Regions from separate parts of the Homo sapiens genome. Here region 2 is linked to region 1. Evidence: chromatin contacts called from ENCODE Hi-C or POLR2A ChIA-PET data. All regions are on one chromosome and are shown on one strand. The core of a region is the stretch at or near the end of the contact, and the rest is flanking DNA. Distances in the headings are between cores, read along the strand shown. Region 1 holds the start of LINC00987 (long intergenic non-protein coding RNA 987). Region 2 holds the start of LINC02367 (long intergenic non-protein coding RNA 2367).

Region 1 (5,756 bases), core at 978-3,477:
TAGAGAAAATTAAAGCAGGGCAAGTGTTTCTATGGTGAGCTAGTAAAACAAGGCAGGTCAGGAAGTGGGGAGGGGGCTCCCTATGGAAAAGCTCATTGATAAAAAGTCCTGTGTGAGCAGAGACTTTAAGTAAGTCAAGGAGCCAGATTTATCCAAACCTGGGGGAAGATACTTCCAGGAAAAAGGAACAAAAAGTAAAAGGACTCCAGAGACTGAAGCATGCTGGGTGTATTCCAATAGGAAGAAAGAGGTCAGTGTGGCCGGAACGGGTTAAGCGAAGGAGAGATTAGGAAGACGTGAAGTCATGGGGTAGCAAGGGTTTCTAAGTGGCATTAAAAACTTACGCTTTAACTTAGGGGGGATATGGGAGATTCCTGAAAGGGTTAGAGAAGAGGAGGGACACGATCTGACACATGTTTTAAAGGATCCCTCTCGCTGAAGGGGAACAAGAAGAGATGATCAGGAGACCAGTTAGAAAGCTATTGAGAGCCTGCAAGAGAAAGGACTAGAATAGTAGAGATGGAGAGAAGTGGGTAGATTCTGGATGCAATTTGAAGGTGGAATCGACTAGATTTGTGCATGGATTGGGTAGGGAAGATAGGGGAAAGAATGTAGTAAAGAACTCCAAAGTGTTTCTCCCTAGCAAATAGAAGAATGGATTTTTCATCATCTGAGATGAAGGAAATTGAGGGAGGAGCAGGTTTGTGAGGACGAGCAGATACTCAGTCTTAAACTTGCTGATTTTGATATGCCTATGAGACCTACAAGCCTGTAAGTGGAGAGTGGGCAGTTGAATACATGAGTTTGAGTTCAGGAAAAAGGTGTGGATCAAAGTTGTACAGTTTTGGACACAAGTACATAGTTGTTATTAAAGCCATTGACTAGATGATTTTATCAAGGGATCCTCGTATAGAGAAGAGAGATCTGCAGACTGAGCATTATCGTCAAGATGATTATAGGTGGCACAGAGTTGGGTTTTTAATGATAATTTAAATAAACTTAAAAAAGTGTTAGCTTTTCCCCTTCTCTTTCAATATAGTGGTAATTTTTGTATTGCTATATTAATGATATTGGTAAAATACTGGTTTTCTATACAAGTTAGTAACCTGGAGTTCCTCTTAAAATAACTTGTTTAAGTAAAAACATGAGTGCATTTAAACTGTCAATTGAACAGTAAATCATACTAGTGTCACACAGATATTTCAATATTTTGAACATGGTTTAGGAAGACATTTGAGAAACACAGAGGTATCAGAAAGAATCCTGTCCTGAGGTCAACAGCCTTAGACCTTATTATTAGGCAAGAGCTTTTAAGCTTTTAAGCAAGTCTTTTATTTCTCTATGCCCATTTCTTTATTCTTAAAATACAATAATAATAATTTATCCTAAAAAGTACTTTCTATTTATTTCCCTAAGAGGCTCATTCCAAGTGATTTTCATCAGAACAATGTTTTTCTTTTTTTTTTCTTTTTTTTTTTGCTAGAACAACTCAGCAAAATAAAATTCCTGTTTATTGTTGGACAACATTGTTTCACACATACATCAAACAGGCCAAAAAATAAAAATAAACAGCAACTTCATAGACAAAAAAGGAAAAAAAAGAAACCTTTTATCTTTGGCCTTTTTAACCATCTCATACAAACCAACTACTTATAGTACAGCTAAGTACATACACAAAAAAGTTACTGGAATGCTCGGAATAAGATGGTTTTTCTGTTGTCATTTTTGCATTTTTTACAAGTTTTTTTTTTCTCCTTTGAGATTATAATGAACATGGCCACACCACAAGTAAAGTGAGAAGTAGGACAGAGAACGCTCCGAAGGCTGGTTTGGTCATCCGAGATCATTAAAAATGGCCGACCCTAACAATATGTACAAAAATATAAAATGTAAATAAAAAATACAAGTTTCCTTTTTAAACTACTTTTAAGAAAAAAAAAAAGCAGGGCCTTGGAAGTTTTGGTTCTTTTTCCCTCCCCTGTTGCAAATTCTCATGGTTTGGGTTGGGTGGTGGAGAGCGCGTGTCATCTGCGGGTGGCACTGCCCACGGTGGGCGGGCGGGCCCCTCTACTCGAAGGTGACCACGTTTAGATTCTGAGACGGGAAGTGGAGGGTGAATAGGTCACGGCGGCCTTTTTTTTTTAGTTTAACTTTTCCTTTTTTGCCGTCTGGTCATCCTCGTCGGTCTTCTGCTTCTGGGTATCGACATCGTTATCCTCATCATCTTCAGCTGCCCGCTTGCCCGTAGCTGACTCAGCTCCCTCATCTTCATCTCCATCCTCTTCCTCACCATCACCTTCTTCCTCCCCACCTTCTTCCTCTTCTTCATCTACCTCGTTGTCAGCCTCCGGCTCCCCATTTTCCTCATTAGCATTCCCGTGAGCAGGGGCGTCTCTTCCATTTTCCGCCTCTTCCACAACTTCCTTCTTCTCCTTTAAGTCCTCGGTGGTGATTTCGGAGCTGGTGTCTACGGCTGCGTCTGACATGGTGGGGCACGCCGGTGACGCGATGCAGGGGATAAAAAAGAAAGCGACAGTTCAGGGACTCTGGCGATAAAGCTGCCGGAGTCCGCGGCGGCGGAGGCGGCTGCGGCGAGCAAGGAGGCTGACGACGCACAATGCAAAGACGGCTTTTCAGAGCAGCCAGTGGGGCAGGACAATGTTTTTCATCAAATGTCCTTAGATTTGGAGGAGGGTAAGAGTTGTTTTTTTTTTCTCTCTCTCTCTCAGAGAAAAGCATGCCCCCAAAAGACATTCCACAACTGCATACTCTGGCAAGTCACTTAACATGAAATTTTTCTCTATATATTACACTTACCTGATGCACAGGGCAGCGTGTTGAAAGTTTCCTCCTTTGCTATTCCTTCAGGCTTTATATTGACAAAAAAAAAAAAAAAAAGTAAAGCGATACTGAATGTATAAAAGAAAAATTAAACACTTGAAAGCAAAGGAGAAAATGGTGGTGAAAAATTGGATTGTAGATCTATCCACATTCTTGGGAATTAAATGTCACTGTGAGATGCATGTTAGATAATACTGTATGAAATAATAAGGGCTCTGAGACTCACAGAGAGTAGACTTACGTACCTCAACTAGTAAGGCCTTGACTACAGTGTCCTTCTGCGCAAGTGGTGGGACGTCAGTCAACTCATTGTCACACACTTCCTGAGAATGCATGGCTTCCGCAGTGGCTGTGAAATTCACCTTTCCTGGGGAATAAAGTTCTTAAGAGTTAAACGGTGATTCTATATTGAACAGTTTCTTCTTTTCCAGTTTCCCCAGTGTATCCAGTGGTTGTCTTCCTCTTGATTAATATTAAAGGAGGAGAAAAAGTGTGTATTGGGGTCAGTGCAGAAAACAAATCATCCAAGCACACGAAGTGGAATTTGCTAATAGCATTACTACTCACCCAGTGACTTCGGAGTCACAACCCAGGACACGGTTTTCCGCCCATTTCTACAGACACAGTGAGATTCTTCATTCTTCTCTGTTGGAACAGCCAGGAAAGCGGAAGAGACCTCCAGCTGCACAACGACCTGTCCCCCACACCCAACCACAAGTTTATGAAGGGATGCAGAACAGCATGAATACTGCAAAAGATGCTCTGTGCATCAGGTAAATGGACTGAGGGACAATGTCCATGAGTCCAGAGGCGCTGAGAAGCTGTGCAAATATGGTCAGCTCTATCAGACACTTTGTAGTTTAGGTGTTTGAAACAAGAAAATTGAAAAACTGACAGGAATTAGGATAAGTGTTTAGGATTTAGCCTTGTGCCAACAGAAGAAAGAGGTGTTTAGTGAAAAACATGAAACAATCAGGTGGACATAATGTCTGAATTTAGGAATACACAGATATAGGAGCCTGAATGAATATAACCTTACCACCTTGGGCCTGTCAGGTACCTTTTCTCTTAGTACCAGGTCTGCTCCAAAATTAGGATATATCATATGCAGTTCTGATTTCCTGGGTTACCTAGGAGACCTGGTAATGAATGGTGACTATCTTCTATTCTCATTCACTTCCAGAGAAGTGTCCTTACCCGAATGCAGGTGGACAAGCAGTTAAACACAGTGGCTTTGAGTGTGAAGGCTTCTCCTCGCACCACAGAATAAGGAAGGGTGAGTTCTAGGAAGAAAGGCTGGAAGGCTTGAAGAGACACGATAGGAGAGAGGCCAAACCCTGTGGTTCCAGACAAGCAGAATGCGCTGGCCTTCCACTCTGTGATGGTTTCAGGGACCTGGTCACCAGCTCACTTATACCTAATGAGCTAGTGAAGGAGCAGAGAAGAGGAGTATAAGCAAATCTTTTTTTTTTTTTTTTAACACAAAGCATGGCTGATCCTAGAACATGATAACTCAGTAACCTAGTGTGGTAAATGCTAAACTTGATCTAAGGGTTGGTGCTCCTGGTGAGGTTTAAAGTTTTTTTTCTCCCTACCTCCCTTACTCCCTCCTTCCCTCCCTCCCTTTATTTCTTCCTCTTTTCTTTCATTCTTTCCTTCCTTTTGTTCTTTCTTTCAATCTCCCTCCCCTCCCCTTCCCTTTCCTTTATTTAAGAGGGCTGGTAGCATCCTACTTTCTATTATCTTAGTTATCAATAGACTAAATTAGAAAAAAAATTAGCATTGTTTAATTATGAGATAAATGAACTATAAACCTAAATATTTACCAGAAAAGAGCAGAGCAGAACTAAAAGGATCAGGAATCCAGGATAACATCAGTCATACAGCAGGATTCAAACCCTCTCCTAAACTAAATTCCAGGCAACACACAACTTACTCAACTACCACCAAATCCCAGATCCAGGTCTCAGGGAAGTACTTCCGGACTATCTCTTTCACTTGCAATATCTGAGGTTCTTCTTCGATCATTGGGTACATTATTTCTACGGCTCCTGGGGGTACACCTCGCAGACCTGGTCCTGGAAGACAACACACAGGCCTCAGTGTGAACCTCATTTTTATCATCAATTTCTTATTGCTGCCTTATTTCTCAAATGGAATAAGGTCATACGCTCAGGGAATGTTTATTATTGGAACAATTTAACCTACCAGCTTGTTATTTTGTTCACTTTCCTATAAAAAGGCTAATCCTATTTTTTCTTCAAATAGAATCTAGAGCTAAATATATTTTTCTTTATAAATAAAAACAAATGACCTGTACATGTACCTCCTGAATCTAAAATAAAAGTTGATTAAAAAAAAACAAATGTAGCTCTCTCTAAGATGATTACTCAACTGGTGAAGGGAAGGATAAAGAGTAATTTAATACACCAAATATTGCTTTTACACTGAAATTGTGTTCACATGTCTTCTGTTTGCAGTGAGAATCAAACGAGGAATGGATATTAGCTAAGCAAGATGATTTCGGGAATGATTTTTTGTTTGTTTGTTTGTTTCGACATTGAATTAATATGGAGACATAAACAATAAGCAACAGGATTCAGTAAAGTATGTAGTATAGACAATAGGGAGTCAGGAATGAAAAGACAATCAACTTTAGTTAGGCCGGAAAAGACTTTACCAAAGCGGAACCTAAGATGATCATTCATGGATGGGAGGTGGAGGAGAATGGGGAGTTATTCCCAGGAAAGGACTGTGCAAATATATATACAAAGGTGGAAGGGTGCTTCACAGGGATAGTAAAAATTTACCCTCTAGAGTAGAATGGCTATTTTCAGGGTGTGTTTCCCATAATTAGGTAAACAGAAGGTATAATATATAATAAAACATAAGGCTAGGACAAATGAATAAGGTCT
Region 2 (5,756 bases), core at 390-2,889, 130 kb after region 1:
AATCTGCACCAACCCTCCCAAGAGTATAAAGATCATCACCGTCACCGTCACCATTGTAAGGTCACAGCTCTTCACAGTTCACTTATCTTTTTCCTAGTTATTCTCCCTCCTAATCATTGCCAAAGTCTTGGGAGATAGGTGTGAATCCTTCTAGGACGCAGCTGAAAAAGTTAAATGTCTTGTCCTAGAGCACACAGCTCAGCAGCACCAAGAATGAAATGTTAAATCTGGTGTTTTTCCCTCTCTGCTGTAGTGAAGCTCTGCTAGAGATTTACCGAAGTCCTTGATATTTTAACCTAGCTATCAACTTCAGCCCAGAGAAGGTCTTCCAAAAGTAGATTCCAAAAGTATATTCATCCATCAACCATAACCTTAAATCTGAAGCCAGGAACTAAAAAGAAATTCTCAAGGTAACACAATTGTCATGAAGTCTCACTCCCAGGGCCAATTATAATCTGGATTTTTGTCTTCATCCTTCCAGGTGTCTCTGATCCCACTGTAAGCAAACCCTGAGTCCTAGGGCCTTTCTTCCACTTATTTCACTCTTTCTGTACACATTTTCCAGTACCTCCACCACTCACCACCCTCCAAAAAGAACTGATCCCTAAGCTTGTGCAGTGATTAACGATTTTCATGTCTTTTCTATTTGCCTGCAGTTATGCTACAAGATCTCTTGGCAAAGGACTAGCCAGGCATGCCTAATATATACATTCGTGTGATTTAACAAACTGGTTTCTACCACTTTCGGCCTGAAGTGACAGTGTTTTTTAACGTTGGTTGCAGGCAGGGGACTGTTGCCCCCTGCCAAGCACTTCAGCTTCCTTGCCCGGCCTCTCCTTGGCTTCTGTCTGTCCCCACCAGCAGCTCTTCATGGGACCCATCCTGACCCTCCAAGAAAGCAGAAAAGGAGGTTCCTGATGCAAAACCTAAAGAGCTTTCATCTGAGGAAGGTGAATCCTTTTTAAACTATGAGGCCTGGAGAGACGTTAAAATGAGAGCAATCACACCCTACTCCCCGCTTTGAGCTATGTATTCATCTCTTAAAACTGCTTGCTATTGCCACAAGTAGCTATGAATTAATTTTAATTTAGGATTATTATAGTGTCTCACCAGAAGCATAAACCACATCCTATAACTTAACAATAACCAATTGCTCATCAATTTTGTTTCTGTAATCCAAAGAGAGTTCCTGATCAACAACTTTGTACCAGCCCACTCTCTCGGTCCCAGTCTTTTGTTTTTAAAAACCTGCTTGGAACAAAGGCTCTAGGAAGCTCACAGCCAAGAGTACTTGGGTCTGAGTCTTCCAGGCAGCTGTCCTCACTTTGGCTCAAGTAAACTCTTTAAATTATGCTTTGCGTCTCAGCCTCTGCCTTTTGGGTCAACACTGAGGGGAGTAAATGAATGGCACCTGCTCCTTCTCTGTCTGAAGCTTGGACTTCTCCTGAGAGGACTTCCTGCTCCAAGATAGGAGGGAGTCTCACTCAGAAGAGGAAGGAGCTCCTGTCTGCTGAGGACACGGTTCCATCCAATGAGGTCAGCAGGGCTATCAGCAGCTTCCGTTAATTCCGTTGGGGCAGGCGTGTGGCAAGCAGCAGTTATTTGAGCTGAGGATGCTGGGATGGATTTTCACATGAGCAGTTGGCCCTTAGATCATGAGACCAGCCTAAGTGCCCAAGGAAATGGAACAGCAGGGAGGGGGAGGGACATCACACCCACTATCAAAACTTCTTGTTAGTCTCTGGCTTCCACATCCTTCCCCAAAACTTCAGCCCAATTCACAGCCGCATTTTTCCATCTCTTTGCCATTCCTCCATGGGAGAGCTTTCTGTTGGTACAGGAATAGCTGAGAAGTGGGAAAGATCAAGGGTAGTAAGAGCTGCCCCCGATAATCTACAGAAAGCTTTGCTGGAATGAGGTTGTGCATCTCTGAACCTGAGCTAGATTTGTTGGGTCAGGGACCATACTTATTTACTGGCCCAAGAATTAGAAGAGGAGGTGTCTAAGAAATGCTTGTTGAATGAATAAATAAACAGCCGAGTGAGTGTTTATATGAGCCTGAAAACTGCCTGCACCAGCACAAAAGTAAAGCCCCAACACCCTCAGGTCACACCTACTGGAAAAATATATGTCAGCCCCAGAAAAATGTGGGCAACATGAGGCAACTCCGGAGCAACACAGGAAACTGCCCTCCTCTTCTGGCCCCTCTTCCACTGTGATGCTCAAAGTCTGTGATGACCAAGTCTGGTCATCTAATCAGCAGGATATAAGAGGGTCATTCTTCACTGCGGCCATTCCAGTTTCCTGGAAACTTGGCTTTCTCCTGACCGTTTCCCCAGGAGCACGGTGGTGACAAGCTTGAGCTCTGACATCAGAAAGTCCCCAGTTTGAAACCTCTAGCTTCTTACTCGCTAGCTATGAGACTTTGGGCAAATTAATCTCTAAACCTCAATTTCTCAATCTGTAAAATGTTCAAGGTCAAGCAACTCACTTTTCCACATTGTAATTGATGAAACTAAAATTCAGACTCAGATCTGCCTCACTCCACAGTCTGTGCTTTTTCCTTCCCACTCATCTTTTTCTCTTTCTATTAAAAATTTCATAACACATTTGAGATTCTGTCTCAACTCATATCACTGAAATCATCTGTCACGTCTGATGATCATATAGAAGCCAGACTAAGATTCAGCCACAAATGTTATGCCTAAACATTTCTTATTATTTCTTTTTAATGTTTCTCATGTATACAATCAAACTCGCACCCTAGTATTATTGGCAGGCTAATATATGCCCATGAGACATGTAGCTTAAATCTCTATGGGATAGGATAAGTATTCTCCCTTTGTTTGTGATTTGAAAGCTTTCCATGGATGCTAAAGCGATTTGTTAAAATACCTTCACCTGTAAGTGTTTTTCCTCTCTTAAAAGCCTAATTCATCTCTGAGTTTGTTTACTAAAATAATCTAATTTGCTCATTTTCTCTAGCCATTCCAAGCTAAATCCCAGGAAGTACTAAAGAAGCAATGCACAGACACAGTATCATACAATTTGAGACACAGTATTATAAAATTGATGTGAACTTCTAGGCACAGTGTGCTCACAGTCTGTCTGGAAATAACTTTGTAGCAAGCATAGTTCCAGTCTAGCTGCCTGGCAGCCTGGCAGGATATTATTATTACTGATACTAATTTACTTTTTAATGTAAGTCTACCCAGAATATATTAAAGAAGTTTCAAGAAATCAGGATCATGGATTATAACCTGACGTAGTGCTAAGGAACCATCAGTTCCATGTAAGCATTTGGTTAGCAAGTCTTTTTCAAAGGCCATGCTTGAGAAACAGTTTTGCTCTCCCAAACAATGTGTTGTAGTTTTTTTTAGCATACTACTGTGCAGATAAATAAATGAGATATTAATGCCATTGCAAGTTCTGGCTTTGTGTAGAGTTTTCTAGTGAAGCCTGTTTAGGATCCTGGATTTGTCCAAGCTGTTCTGATTATCCCATCATTTTTAACATGGATAATCTACAATCTTTCATCTATTACATAAATTGAATTCTGGCACAAGTTCAACTGCTCTTCATTGAAACTGAGAAAAATTTTAGGATCACTTTGCTGGAATCCAAAGAAGATGTTAAATACTACCAAAAAAAAAAAAAGGCTGAAAACTGGTTTCCAAGAATCTCTGGGGCATCCTTAAGAACTCCCCTTGCATGTTCATTAGACGGCCCTTTACCCAATGTATCTCTAATAGTCTGCTGAAAATACTCAAAGGCAAGTAATTTTCATGTAATCAACTAAACAAAATGTTTAACAAATATGGCAAATATTAATATTTTTAACTGTTTATGTAAAGTGCAAGAGAGTTATTGATTAGGAGAGTAGCTCTGAAGCCGAACAGCCTAGGTCTAAATCCCGGTTCTTTCATCAACAAGCTCCATTACTGTTGATAAGTTATTTGAATTATCGGTGTCTTAGTATCTTTCCTTATAGAGGTGATGATTGCTCCTACCTAATAGCACTGTAGCAATCATATATGCAGAGCTTATCACACTAATTGACATTCAAAAATATTAGCTCTTAAAAAATTATTATTAGAAATTTGAGAAAAAGAATCACACTAAAAAAGGATAAAAGGCATTGAAAATAATTCCCCCAAAAGAAAATAAAAATTTCTCAAATCATATAGGACTTATTTTGTAACATTAAGAAGATTCCAATTAATTCAAATTAAATGGATGATGCCTTATCTTCACAATGACATTCCAATAGCTTGTTTTCTTATTTTAATGAAAATATGTAATGATGGTGAAGATTCAGTGAGACAGGCACTTCCATACTAGCTGCTGGAATTCTACGTTGACACAACATATTTGGTGAGCAATATGGCAATCAGAAGACTAAAAGAATGTTGCATATTTTGTCTTGGTAATTCCTCTTCTGGAAATCTTTCTTAAGTGAACAATTCCTAATTCAAAAGCTACTTACTATATAGTTATACACAAAGACATATGCTACAAAATTATTAATTACTAGGAAAACAAAATGAAATAATCTATATGTTATATAATAAAAGCATAACTAAATAAATTTCGTGTAGTCACATAAAGATATGTTTATGCAGCAGAAAATTGGAATTTATGAAAAGATTGGCATAATATAGAGACAAGTTTTCTTAGTTATCATGAACAGAAAAATATGATGGCAGTCATGAAAAATATTCATTAAAAATTAGAGGAAAATAAATATGTCTATCTATCTAGCTAGCTAGCTAATTTTGAGATTCTGTTTTATAACTGAAGTTTAGACTCTGTGACCCTCCCCTAAAAGTCTGTTCATCTCTTTTTTAGTTAAGACTGTTGACTGTTTTCCACAACAACCAGTAGACATCAGTGACCATTAACCACTTTTCTCATGCATTCTATTTTCCTTATTTCCAGAATACATTCCCTTAAGCTAAATACAACTTCTCCCTCTACATCTGTTTTCCATGAGCATATCTGGATTTACTGGTATATCTATCACTTCCATGTCCTTTTCAGGATTGGTGAACCATGTCATCCATTCCTGCTCCAGGCAGAAGCTTGTTCTCAGTCCTTGGTTTTGAGCTTGTGTATCTGTCTCTCTCTTTAATTTTTATTTTAGGTTCAGGGGCACAAGTGCATGTAGGTTAGATGGGTAAACTCATGTCACATGGGTTTGTTGTACATATTATTTTGTCTTCCAGGCACTAAACCTACTACCCAATAGTTATTCTTCCTGGTCCTCTCTATCCTTCGACCTTCTACTCTCAAGTGGGCCTCAATGTCTGTTATTCCCCTTATTGTCTCCGTGTGTTCTCATTATTTAGCTCCCACTTATAAATGTGAACATTCGGTATTTGGCTTTCTTTTCCTTTGTAAGTTTGCTAAGGATAATGGCCTCCAGCTCTATCCATGTCCCTGCAAAGGACATGATCTAGTTCTTTTATGTGACTGCAGAGTAGTCCATGGTGCACATGTACCACATTTTTTTTTAAATCCAGTCTGCCGTGGATGGACATTTAGGTTGATTCCATGTCTTTGCTATTGTGAATGGTGCTGCAATGAACATGTGTGTATGTATTTCTTTATGGTAGAACAATAAATCACAATGTTAATGGCTGTTGGTAGAATTAATTTTACGTAATTTCTAATCTTTTTCTTTATATTTTTCAAATATTCTACAATGAGAATACATTGCTTCTCTAATAATATTAATGCAAGCATATAAATAATTT

The links. A loop is a pair of places that touch in the nucleus more often than their neighbours do. ChIA-PET counts read pairs that join two places held with the same protein, here RNA polymerase II (POLR2A). Pooled maps may share reads with other maps.
Region 2: a loop to region 1 is called in a map with no recorded cell type, with 2.6 times the contacts of the local background. The contact joins the promoter of LINC02367 here to the promoter of LINC00987 in region 1. A Hi-C loop is called at or near these places in 1 of 168 maps with a recorded cell type or tissue (DLD1), 3 of 37 single-sample maps with no recorded cell type and 10 of 50 pooled maps. POLR2A ChIA-PET finds 5 or more read pairs at or near these places in 2 of 52 experiments (A673 and CD8-positive, alpha-beta memory T cell).

Annotation. Positions count from the first base shown.
Region 1 is chr12:9,237,846-9,243,601 of GRCh38, forward strand. LINC00987 (long intergenic non-protein coding RNA 987) reads left to right here and starts at 2,228. Exons shown (of 7, transcript NR_137434.2): 1 at 2,228-2,694; 2 at 3,273-3,614. MIR1244-3 (microRNA 1244-3) reads right to left here and starts at 1,706; the gene lies at 1,622-1,706. It also overlaps the pseudogene A2MP1 and the pseudogene PTMAP4. RefSeq lists an enhancer at 2,562-3,761.
Region 2 is chr12:9,365,825-9,371,580 of GRCh38, forward strand. It overlaps LINC02367 (long intergenic non-protein coding RNA 2367), which reads left to right and starts at 1,640. Exons shown (of 4, transcript NR_120479.1): 1 at 1,640-3,772.